Regions from separate parts of the Mus musculus genome. Here all the other regions are linked to region 1. Evidence: chromatin loops called from intact Hi-C (ENCODE). Cell type or tissue: gastrocnemius. All regions are shown on one strand. Links, peaks and the distances in the headings refer to the core of each region. The heading gives the core; the rest is flanking DNA.

Region 1 (3,248 bases), core at 397-2,896:
GTGAGAAAATGGAGGTTAACCGAGGGACTCACTTGGTTTCCCAGAAGGTGATGATGAAAGAAGGGACTGTGTGGGCAGCTTCACTGAAGAGCTGCCCACAGGGCATCTGCCCCAGGAATGTACTGTGCCTCATTTATGGGAGAAAGCCCCGGCTGGACCAGCTGATCCTGTGGTCAGAGAATTCAGAACTATGTAAATCTCCCAGCCTTCCTAGCCTCTCCCCCACCTCCCTCTGTACGAGTGTGTTTGTATGTGTACATGTGCATGTATGTGTGTGTGTTTGTGCATGTGTGTGGGCATGCATGTGTGTGCACGTGTATGTGAGTGTGTCTGTGTAAAGCTGCCTGTGACCACTGGGTTGTAGTTGTATCAAGATCAGGTTGTTGCAGACAGAGAATTCCTGTATGCTCTCTGTGCTGACCGACCTGATCCGATGGCCCATGCTGCAGAAGAGACTAAGGTAGCTTTGTCCTGTAGAATGGTCCTTTGCTCCCTCTGGACAGAAGCGCTATCCATACCCTTTCCCAGCAGGGGACATGTGTGTAAAGAGCCATAGAAAAGGGTCTGTGGGGGTTGCTCAGTGAGCAAAGTGCTTATTCCTGCCCTGGAAGCAGGAAGGCCTGAGTGCAAGCTTCAGGGTTGGAGTAAAAAGGACAGACGTGGTGCACACCTGGGAAAAGTGCTGAGAGGGCAGAAACAGGAGAGTCGCTGCGCTTGCTGGTCAGTTAGCCTAGCCTAATTGGGAAGTGATGGCTGAAGTTGACCTCTGACCACCACATGGATGCTTGCAGGGGGGGGGGGGGACGAGGAAGGGGGAGGGAGAGGGAGACAGACAGACAGACAGACAGAGACAGACAGGCAATTACAGAGACCTGTGGTGGTTACACCTGGTACTTTGTACCTGTTCTGTGGAGTCCCTGTGCCCACTCTGGAGGTACACCATCCACCATTGGCCCAGCAGGACTAGATCTAAGTGAGTCCAAGGGGTTTCCTAGTTTCAAGTTGGCCTCAGCTTTGCTTGGATCCCACACCACTTGTCTTGCTGTGTTTTTGCCTCTCCACATGCCTGCACTGTTAGCCTTCTACTCCTCCAGGTTGGGAGTCACACATCTCCACATCAGCTGCAGTCTGGGTTCTACCACAGAGAACTCTGCAGGGGCATTCTGGGAGGCCACGATGTGCAGAGCGTTCTCTATACCAGCGTAACCAGGTTTTCATGTCAGTCTAGATTGGATTCTGTTTTAAGGACACAGGTAGTTTCTGCAGGACAAAGAAACAGTGTAAACTCACATGGAAACATGAGGTGCAAGGAAGCAGGAGAGAGAGGAGGGAGGGAGAGAGAGGAAGAGGAGGAGGAGGAGAAGGAGAAGGAGAAGGAGAAGGAGAAGGAGAAGGAGAAGGAGAAGGAGAAGAAGAAGAAGAAGAAGAAGAAGAAGAAGAAGAGGAGGAGGAGGAGGAGGAGGAAGCAGAGAAGGAGAAGGAGATAAGATGATTTTGGAACATTGTCTTTGTGTACTAAGGAGTGGGTCAGCTATGCTTGAAGCAAGAGGGAGCACACTGCCATGGTCACCGTGGTTTACCCTTAGCTGCTATTAGAGTCCTGTTGTAAGACAGTGGAATTCAATCTCCCTGAGCTCTGCATCCTGACCATGGCACAGAAGAGGGCGCTTCAGCAGCATCCTTTCTCAAGAAATGTAGGTCACCTGGAAGAAACCAAGGTTAAGAGCCTACTAGACCACGTGTCCCCTCTGGGCAGCTGTGACTTTCAGACCCAGATGCAGCTCATGGCTCACAGGCACAGACATGCTTTTTCTACAAAGGGGACCTTGGCCTCAAGCAGAAGTCAAGTGTGACACATGTCACACAGACTGAGCTGCTATAAGGAGACGGTGGCATGAAGTGAGGAGTGTGTGGTATCACAGAAGTAGACGGATGCCCAGTCCTGTTAAGCCTTTCCTCGGGAGCCACAGGAACTGGGAACAGAAGCAGAGGTCCCTGCGTGGGGATTGCTGGCCCCAGGTTCAGAGTGCCACAGGTCTAAGGCTGGCTAGCCATTGGGATGGCTGCCTTCCTTGCCTGCATCCTGACCTGGTCCTGGAGCAAAGTGCATTGTCCAGAGTATTGAGATCTGGGGTTGGTCCCCCAGATGCTGTGGTTCGTGGTCTCTGTGACTCAGTCCTCGTTTCCCACAGCGAGTCCTACCGTCTTTGCTTATCTTCAAGCTCTGTCTTGCAGATGTTGCTTCTGAATCTGGTGTCTGTACTACCTTCATTAGACGGCATCCCAGATTCCCTTCCTGGCTGTGACCTCCTAGGGGCTTAGGAGTGTCTATACATGGGCTCAAGCATTCATGAGGTATAGATGCGTGAGCAAGTGTGGTGGATAAGTATGCATACACACATGAGCATGTGTGCACACATACATCCTGGAAGACTCCTCATGGGATTCTCTGACTCCAGGATTCTCTCTGTTCATTCTGGTTCCTTTCCTCTCACCTTTTCGGTTCCAATCCCACAGTAGGTATGTACAGTGAGCCTCCATTAAGAACTTGTTGTAACTGGCTGACTCTAATAATGGTAAACTCCAACGAGCTCTCTGCACCTCTGGGAAGTGATGAATTCAGGCTGAAATCCAGGGCCTTTGCCGAGCTAAAGTTCCGTAGATGAATTCCTTACTAGCTGGTGGCTCTGTGTCCCATGGACCTCATTCTGTACCGGGCACTACCTAACTCTCCTCACTTGGCCTCCTACTCACATCCCACTCTGAAGCCCTAGCGGTTTGCCGTCTCCTTCCAGTCTCTCCTTTCTTCTTCCAGTCCTGACTCAGTCTCCTTTTTCCCCAAATCTCTCTCCCACCAAGGAACACTGTGATTCTGTGGGCCCTGGTTCTCATCCTGAACTACCTCAGCCCGAAATCAAGCCTTTGTCACGTGGTATCTCCTTCTGCCTGAGATGCCTGGGGAGCCTTCTCTGAAGTGTGCATAATGGGTAGCTCTGGTGAGGGCACAGGCTCGGGGCAGACCCCACCAGTGAGTGCATCATGAAGAAGCTGGATTCCTGAGCCTGCCAGGGCTGCTTCATGCTACGTGGCAGATAAAATCTTAGCATCAAGTGACTCAAGGTTAGCAGGACACAGGAACGCACACCAGCATTATTCCAGCTCAAGGACTAGGCGTTGTATACTTGTTGCTGATCCTGTAAGCCAAGCCATGAGGAATGTGGTCATAGGGAATTCTCACCACTCTTACG
Region 2 (3,248 bases), core at 228-2,727, 140 kb after region 1:
CACCCTTCAAGCCAGCAGTGGGCAGGCCTGAGGACACCTTCCACTTTGACCCCGAGTTTACTGCAAGGACCCCCACAGGTGTGTGCTGGTCCTTCCCAGCATGGCTGATCCCATCTAACTCCAGTAGACTTCGTGAAAGATGCTCTCTTCGTGAATAACCTTCAGCCCCATTCAGTGTTCCTGATTTCTCTGCTTAGCAGTAAGGTATCGGGGGCGGGACCAATTCTTACGATTCCTGTGTGACATCCACTTTGGAAGCAATTGGGGTTCTGTGGACCCCTCCTCTCTTGTTATGAGATTCAAGGTAGTGACAGCCCTCCCAGGGGCACACAAGCAAGACACAGGAAGGAAACAGGTAGTTCACATTTCTAAGGTATGGAAGAAGGTGCCCATCTTTAGGTCCTATTTGACAGATCCCAGTACAGAAACTTAGCTTCATGGTGTGTGAGATCTCTGGAGTCTCTGTGTGTAGTCCCCTCATATCTGGTCAGCTCCCTTTAAACATTAGCGTTCTGGTTCGCCATTTTCTCATATGCCATAATTGTCTTGGACCGTCATGACAGAGTAACACCAGAGGGTGGCTTAGCAAGAGATATTTGTTGTGTCATGGTGCAGGAGGCTGGGTTTGAGGTCACTTTGCGGGCAGGGCTGTTCCTGGCAAGGCCTCTCTGTCTTATAGTTGGCCACATCACTGTGTCCTCTCATGGCCTTTATTGTATGGATGGGAAAAGCTGTAGAATGTTGGCGTTCCTTACTCTTCCTGTAAGGGCACGAGTCCTGTGGGAAGAAAGCCGGCACCCTGACCTCCTTTAACCTTGACTTCTCCCACGAAGACCCTGTGTACAAACACAGCTGATGGGGCAGAGGGAGCCACTCCAGTGATGGTGTGCCTAAGCCCCTTGCAGACTCAGGAGCAGGTTCAGGCAGCCATTGTGGGAGCTACTGATGGCTGAGCAGGGTTTCTTTGGGTTTCCTCGCTACTTTCAAATAGGAAATGGCATATGGTTGTCGGAAACTAAGTACAAAACAAGATTACCAACCACGAGTCTCAAGTCAGGAGAAGTGGGGTAGAGAGCCCACCCTATTCTCTTGGATACAGGCTCTGGAGCAATGCTGCTGGTCAGAGAGATGGGCATGCCCTCCCTGTGTCATGATGGACAGGGCTCTGGGGATTCCTCTTGGGCCTGGGGTAGGTCCCTTTTTGAGCAATATGGCACGAAGAACATTGCATTGATTCAGGGCAGGCAGCCCCAGGTGGCTCTTTCTGACCTCTAGGTCCCACTCATCTCCAGGGAAGACCAAAACTGTAGTCAGCAGCAAGGCTGAGGTACGAGCGTCCCTGAATGTTGTCATGCTACACATTGCCGATGCCACAGTATGGTCAGTCCATGACAGCATGAGCCGGGGCACAGAGGAGGACGCCTGTTCAGCTGCTGAGACTTGTCAGCAAGTCAGACCCCAGAAGGCATCCTCCTGCATCGGAGCTGCAGATGAACAAACGCCAAAACCGTTTTCTCAGGATGAGAAGATGGCCTGTGAGCCAGAGAAGACTCTGCCAAGACCACAGAGATGCCAGCAGCCCCACTGGGAAGGACGACAGCTGTCATGAATCCGTCGTGTGAAGGAAGCTCCATGTTAAAAATGCTCAGTGGTTACACTGGTGAGAGCGAGGGCACTGGTGCCGGCAGCTCCACACGACCCAGTGCCTGTGCTCTCTGTATTTGATGGGGAGTTTAAACCCCAGCCTGGTTGGCTGGTGTGGCCTTAAATAAGCCTCTTAAGCCTTTTGTACATGGAAAACGATGCTTTACCTCAATATTAGCCCAAGGAAAGCCCATCAGACAGGGTGCGTCAACCCCGTGTCTAGAACTGCTTTATATTATTCCTCAGTATTGTGACTTGTTCGGATGCTAAGTTCAGATATCTTGCCAAGAGTTGGCATTTAGGGAGGCTGTAATGGAAGTGCCAGAGGCGCAGAGAAGCCGCTTTGATGTTGAGGTCAAGGTAAACTTTGCCCAGCAGGAGCGCTGAGTAACCTCCAAGTCCAAGAGCCAGAGTGATGGGATTCTGAGACAGACTAGACACACAGAGGGTATTTCTCATGGTAGGCTTTCTGAAGTCTCCATCAAAGTGAAGCCAGCTAGCTTGTGCTTCTGGGTCGCGTGTCAGCTGCTCAGCGGGCCTGCCGATCTAAGGTTTGAAATCGTATCCCATTGGGCAGAATGCTCCCAAAGGTTGTTCCTGCATGTGAAAGTTTACTTTTTACAATTTAACTTGTAATTTTGATCTTCTGCGTGCGTGTACTATGCTGGTGTTCAGCCACCTTTTAACCGAGTATAAAGCTTTCTAAATTCTGCTTATACTATTTGCCATTTGCGCTCCGTCCAGCCTCAAAAATCAACTATCAGTTCCTCCAGCTTCTTATAACGGCCTCCTCGCACTTCAGTGGACTGGCCGTACTTGTGCTTCAGCTGACTTCTGGGCTCTAAGCAGAGGGCGTCTTTAGTAGCCGGAAAACATTGCTGACTTGAGCCGCATTTTCTCACTTCTAAAATGCATCAGGTCAAGTTCATGTGGCCTGTTCCCTACACACATGCACAAGCGTGCGCGCACACATACACACACACACACACACACACACACACACACACACACACACACACATGTGCTATAAACAGACCCTGAAGGTACAGTGGTCTGTACCCTCACCGTTGCCAGGCTCAAGGAATTCCTAGAATCGCCCAAGTTCTTAACCTTAAGCCTCAATCCCTGAGATTGGCATAAGCGTTGTTAACTGTTTTTCTCTGGTCCAGTCTCTTAGTGCTAAGAGAAAGCAAGAAAACAGACCTCAAAGTTAGACTCTTCATGCTGCGAAAAGAAAGACAGATCTGCAGAGCTTGACAGAACAAGGGCCCATCCGTCTGTAGGGCCCATGTTGAGGGAAGCAGCCTGTCTACATTAAAGTGCCGACTGCCACTGGGCGGCTCGCTGTGCATAACTTCACATTCTAAAAACATCACTGCCGTGGTCTCCGTGTAACTGAGCATCCCCAGTCTGGCACATTTGGGGCTTATTTCTAAGCAGTCAGACCTGGTCACATTCAGGGTCACATTAGTATCTGTCTGCATGGGAGACAGACCCTCTTTGTTAGGCAGCGAGACTTGCCTCTCTTCCTTTTCTATCCAGGAGACTTGAGATGTGGTATTGTTTGGTTTTTTGTTTTGTTTTGTTTTGTTTTTGCTGTCACA
Region 3 (3,248 bases), core at 228-2,727, 120 kb after region 1:
CAGATATCCTTAGTTCATGCTAAGCAAGCATTTTACCACAGATCTACACCTCCAGCCATTTTATTCCTTTTGACACAGGTCTTACTAAATTATCCAGGATGCCCTTAAACTCACTCTGCTTGGCCTTGAATTTGAGATTATTCTTCCTGTCTCCAGAGGAGCTGGGTCAGAGCATACTGGAGGACTCCTGCCGCTCAGAACACACTACTGCTGAGTGCCTTTGTAGGACTCAGATTCCCCACAGTGCAGGCGACTGCTGTTCACATCACTGCCACTTGCCTCTGAACCATGTCTGGAGGGCTAGACTGACTCCATCCTTCTAAATGTCTGGTTCCAGCCAGTTCTTTCTGGGTGAGCCTGGAGCACGCCTCATGCCCCTTCCTGAGTGGCTTACACTGTCCAGTGTAAGTATAGCCATGCTCAGTGGACCTTGAGGCAGTCCTCAAGGGGAGGATGACAGCCTGTGACAGGCGTGACAGCTGCTGCTTACTGACCAGGAGATCAAGTCAGGGCACTTGACTGAGCGCTGTGCAGTCATCACCCTTAGACAAGTCCTCACAGTGGTGCTATAAGTAGGCCAAAGGAGAACTCTCTGGCTCACGTATAAACAAGGAGGCAACCAGGTGTAATCCCAGCACTTTGGAGGCAGAGGCAGGCAGATTTCTGTGAGTTCAAAGCCAGCCTGATTTATGGAGTGAGTTCAAAAACAGTCAAGGCTACACAGAGAAATCCTGTCTTGGAAAACAGCAAACAACAACAACAACAAACTCAACCAAAACCAAAACCAGGGAAGCAGCCACGATAATTGCTTTTGGCTGCAAAAACAAAACAAAACAAACCCCATATTTGAGCCTGTTGCTTGCCTCTCATAGAGGTGTGGAGTTCCTCGTTAAATGGGCCACAGACAGTGGGAAGCAAAGGCACAGATGAGCCTCTGTGTCCTTCCCTAACTGAGTATTGGACCTGACCTGGCCATGTCTAGCTAAATGACTGTGGGAGGTCAGCTCTTCTCCCAGCTGGTCAAGGACCCAGCTGGTCAGTCCCTGAGGTCTCTCATGACCTCCCAAGCCCACAGCTTTGCATACCCTTCCTGTCAGGGAGGCATCCAGGGTCCTCATTGCACCTGTGGAACCCATCATCACATTCCACTCGTTCCTGCCGTCCTCCCTCCGACCGTGAGGTTTGAGGAACCTGTTATATCTGGCTTTTTCATAAACACTTGCCTTTTAGGACATCAGGGAAATACAAGAACTCCATGTTGGAAACCTCAGAGGAGGGACAGGTTCTCCCTGACTACCACAGTGCTTCAGGCACGGCCTCTACTGTTTAAAAAAAAAAAAATATGGTGAGGTCTGACAGCGGCTTCCAAGGGGGCTTTGGCATTCCAGAGCAAAGTCAGGTGACAGTAACCCATTCAGAGCCCAAAGTTGGAGCCAAGCGTTGGGGCTTTTATTAACGGTGCAGCAGCGGAGCATTGTCCGTGGTGGCTCCAGTCCACAGGGACAGACTTGGAAATGCTCTCCGAGGCTGGCCTTGTGTTGAATCCTTGGGGATCTGCCAGATTTGCAAGGAAACTGTCTTTAATTCACACCTGGATGCTGTCCAATGGAATTTACTTATGTGAAGGCTGTCTCTTTTCTCTCTCCCTGTGCAGAGGCTCCTGGACGCTCTCTGCAATTGAACTTGCTGAATTGTTATGAGAATCTCAATTTATTTGTTTTCCTTTATACACTCTTCATTCTGCACAGCCAATGTGCATAAAAGATAGGAAGGTTTCGAAAAACAGTAGAAGAGAGATAATTACATAAAATTCTAGTCTTAACAGATTTGTGTTTATTTTGAGATTGTATTTATCGGCTCCAGAGGCATCCAGCAAGGGCTTCAGTCCTTTACCAGACTTCCTGTCTCGAGAGGCGGTTGTGATCACAGACTTCTTGCTTCCTGAGAATGTCTTCAAGCTTGTTTCCCTTTTTTGCGTGTTGGGATAAAACAAAAAGCTCTGGTTCTTTCATACCTCACAGATTCGGATGAGGTTAGAGATGCGGTGACCTCCAACCTTGGCAGGGTCTCCGTGAACTGATGGCACCCTGGGATGCTGGCCTGAATTCATCCCGCAATAATCCTGGCTGAATAGCGAAAGCCCACGAGCTTAGTCCAGTGTCCCCAGGAAGGTCCCCAGGAAGGTTTCTGTGCACACGAGCTAGCTGGACCGCTCCTGTGGGCAGCACCCAGCCACAGCAGAGTGAGGCCGAGCCTGTGACATATGGCCACATGCTTCAGCATAAAGGGGAAGGGGCTAAGCACACTGCCCACAACAGCCCAGGATGGCCTGTCTTCAGTAGAAGCCAGGGTAGGAGAGAGACAGATGCCCAAAGGCGAACACAGATGTTCTCATCTGCTAGCTGGGCAGGAGAGGGGCATCCCTCCACCTTGTGCTCTGCTGTCTGGCTCCTTAAACAGTAAGCACATTAATTTTATGATTCTAAGAGGTTTTGGGGTTTTTTTTTTTGTTGTTGTTGTTTTGTTTTGTTTTGTTTAGGTGGGGAGCTGTTTTGAAGGGAAAAATTCAATATTTAGAGATACATGGCAGGGGACCGTAAGAAGTTCACTTTTCCCCACCCTCAGGGCCACACTAGCTCTCTTTAACAGATAGGTGAGCCGGGCGGGGGGGGTTGTCGCACTTGTACTCAGCACAAGGGTTGTCAGGGTTTGATGAAACAGCACAGACCACAAAATGGGGCTGAGACAGAGAACAAGACGGTGGGGGGAAACCCAGGGGCTTTGCAAGGCCTGCTACAGACCCCACCCACCCAGCCTGCACTCCACTCTCAGGACCCCGTATCTTGACCACCATATGAGAGGTCAGAATCTGTGCCCCGATCCTGCTTGGAGAGGTGGGCAAGAGTGGTGGTACCCATAGGCCTGTCTGCTGCCTTTGGAAACAAGGGGTCCTGGCTTCTCTGCACTCTGTGGAGAGAAGAAATGTTAGTGTCTCACTTGCTCCAGAGAAAGCTGGTGAGATGGGTTGGAGGGGGGAGGGGGACTCTGTCATCCAGGGATTTGCTTTGGGGTTCATTTTCTGAGCCCCACTATGTTGCATATGGCACAGGGCAATCTTCCAGCTTTCCTGGCACGGAACATGATCTTAGAAGGGTCCCATTTGAGCCCCTCATTCATACGCTGGCCTTAGAGGTCTTCCCAAATCTGACAGATGGTCCTTGTTATCAGGAATTGTGGGGTGGCATACA

The links. A loop is a pair of places that touch in the nucleus more often than their neighbours do. Peaks named below come from ENCODE experiments on the same cell type or tissue, not always from the same donor. Only the 100,000 strongest peaks of a DNase experiment are listed, where the experiment ranks them.
Region 2: it touches region 1 in a loop (1.8-fold over the local background); 2 of 42 quality-filtered maps call a loop at or near these places.
Region 3: it touches region 1 in a loop (2.0-fold over the local background); 3 of 42 quality-filtered maps call a loop at or near these places.

What each region holds. Positions count from the first base shown.
Region 1 is chr17:7,140,863-7,144,110 of GRCm38, forward strand. It overlaps a transcript of Rps6ka2 not described here. Among named protein-coding and RNA genes, the nearest start is that of Rps6ka2, 28 kb to the right of the region's middle. In gastrocnemius, for the core only: a CTCF peak has its summit at 1,660 (motif pointing right); a DNase peak (open chromatin) is centred at 1,676; H3K4me3 peaks cover 682 bases; H3K27ac peaks cover 2,500 bases.
Region 2 is chr17:7,277,488-7,280,735 of GRCm38, forward strand. It overlaps Rps6ka2 (ribosomal protein S6 kinase, polypeptide 2), which reads left to right. Exons shown (of 21, transcript NM_011299.4): 12 at 1-78. Among named protein-coding and RNA genes, the nearest start is that of Tcp10a, 46 kb to the right of the region's middle. In gastrocnemius, for the core only: no CTCF peak of the experiment used is centred there; a DNase peak (open chromatin) is centred at 1,545.
Region 3 is chr17:7,264,382-7,267,629 of GRCm38, forward strand. The region is part of intron 10 of Rps6ka2 (ribosomal protein S6 kinase, polypeptide 2); the gene reads left to right. Among named protein-coding and RNA genes, the nearest start is that of Tcp10a, 59 kb to the right of the region's middle. In gastrocnemius, for the core only: no CTCF peak of the experiment used is centred there; a DNase peak (open chromatin) is centred at 1,481; H3K27ac peaks cover 291 bases.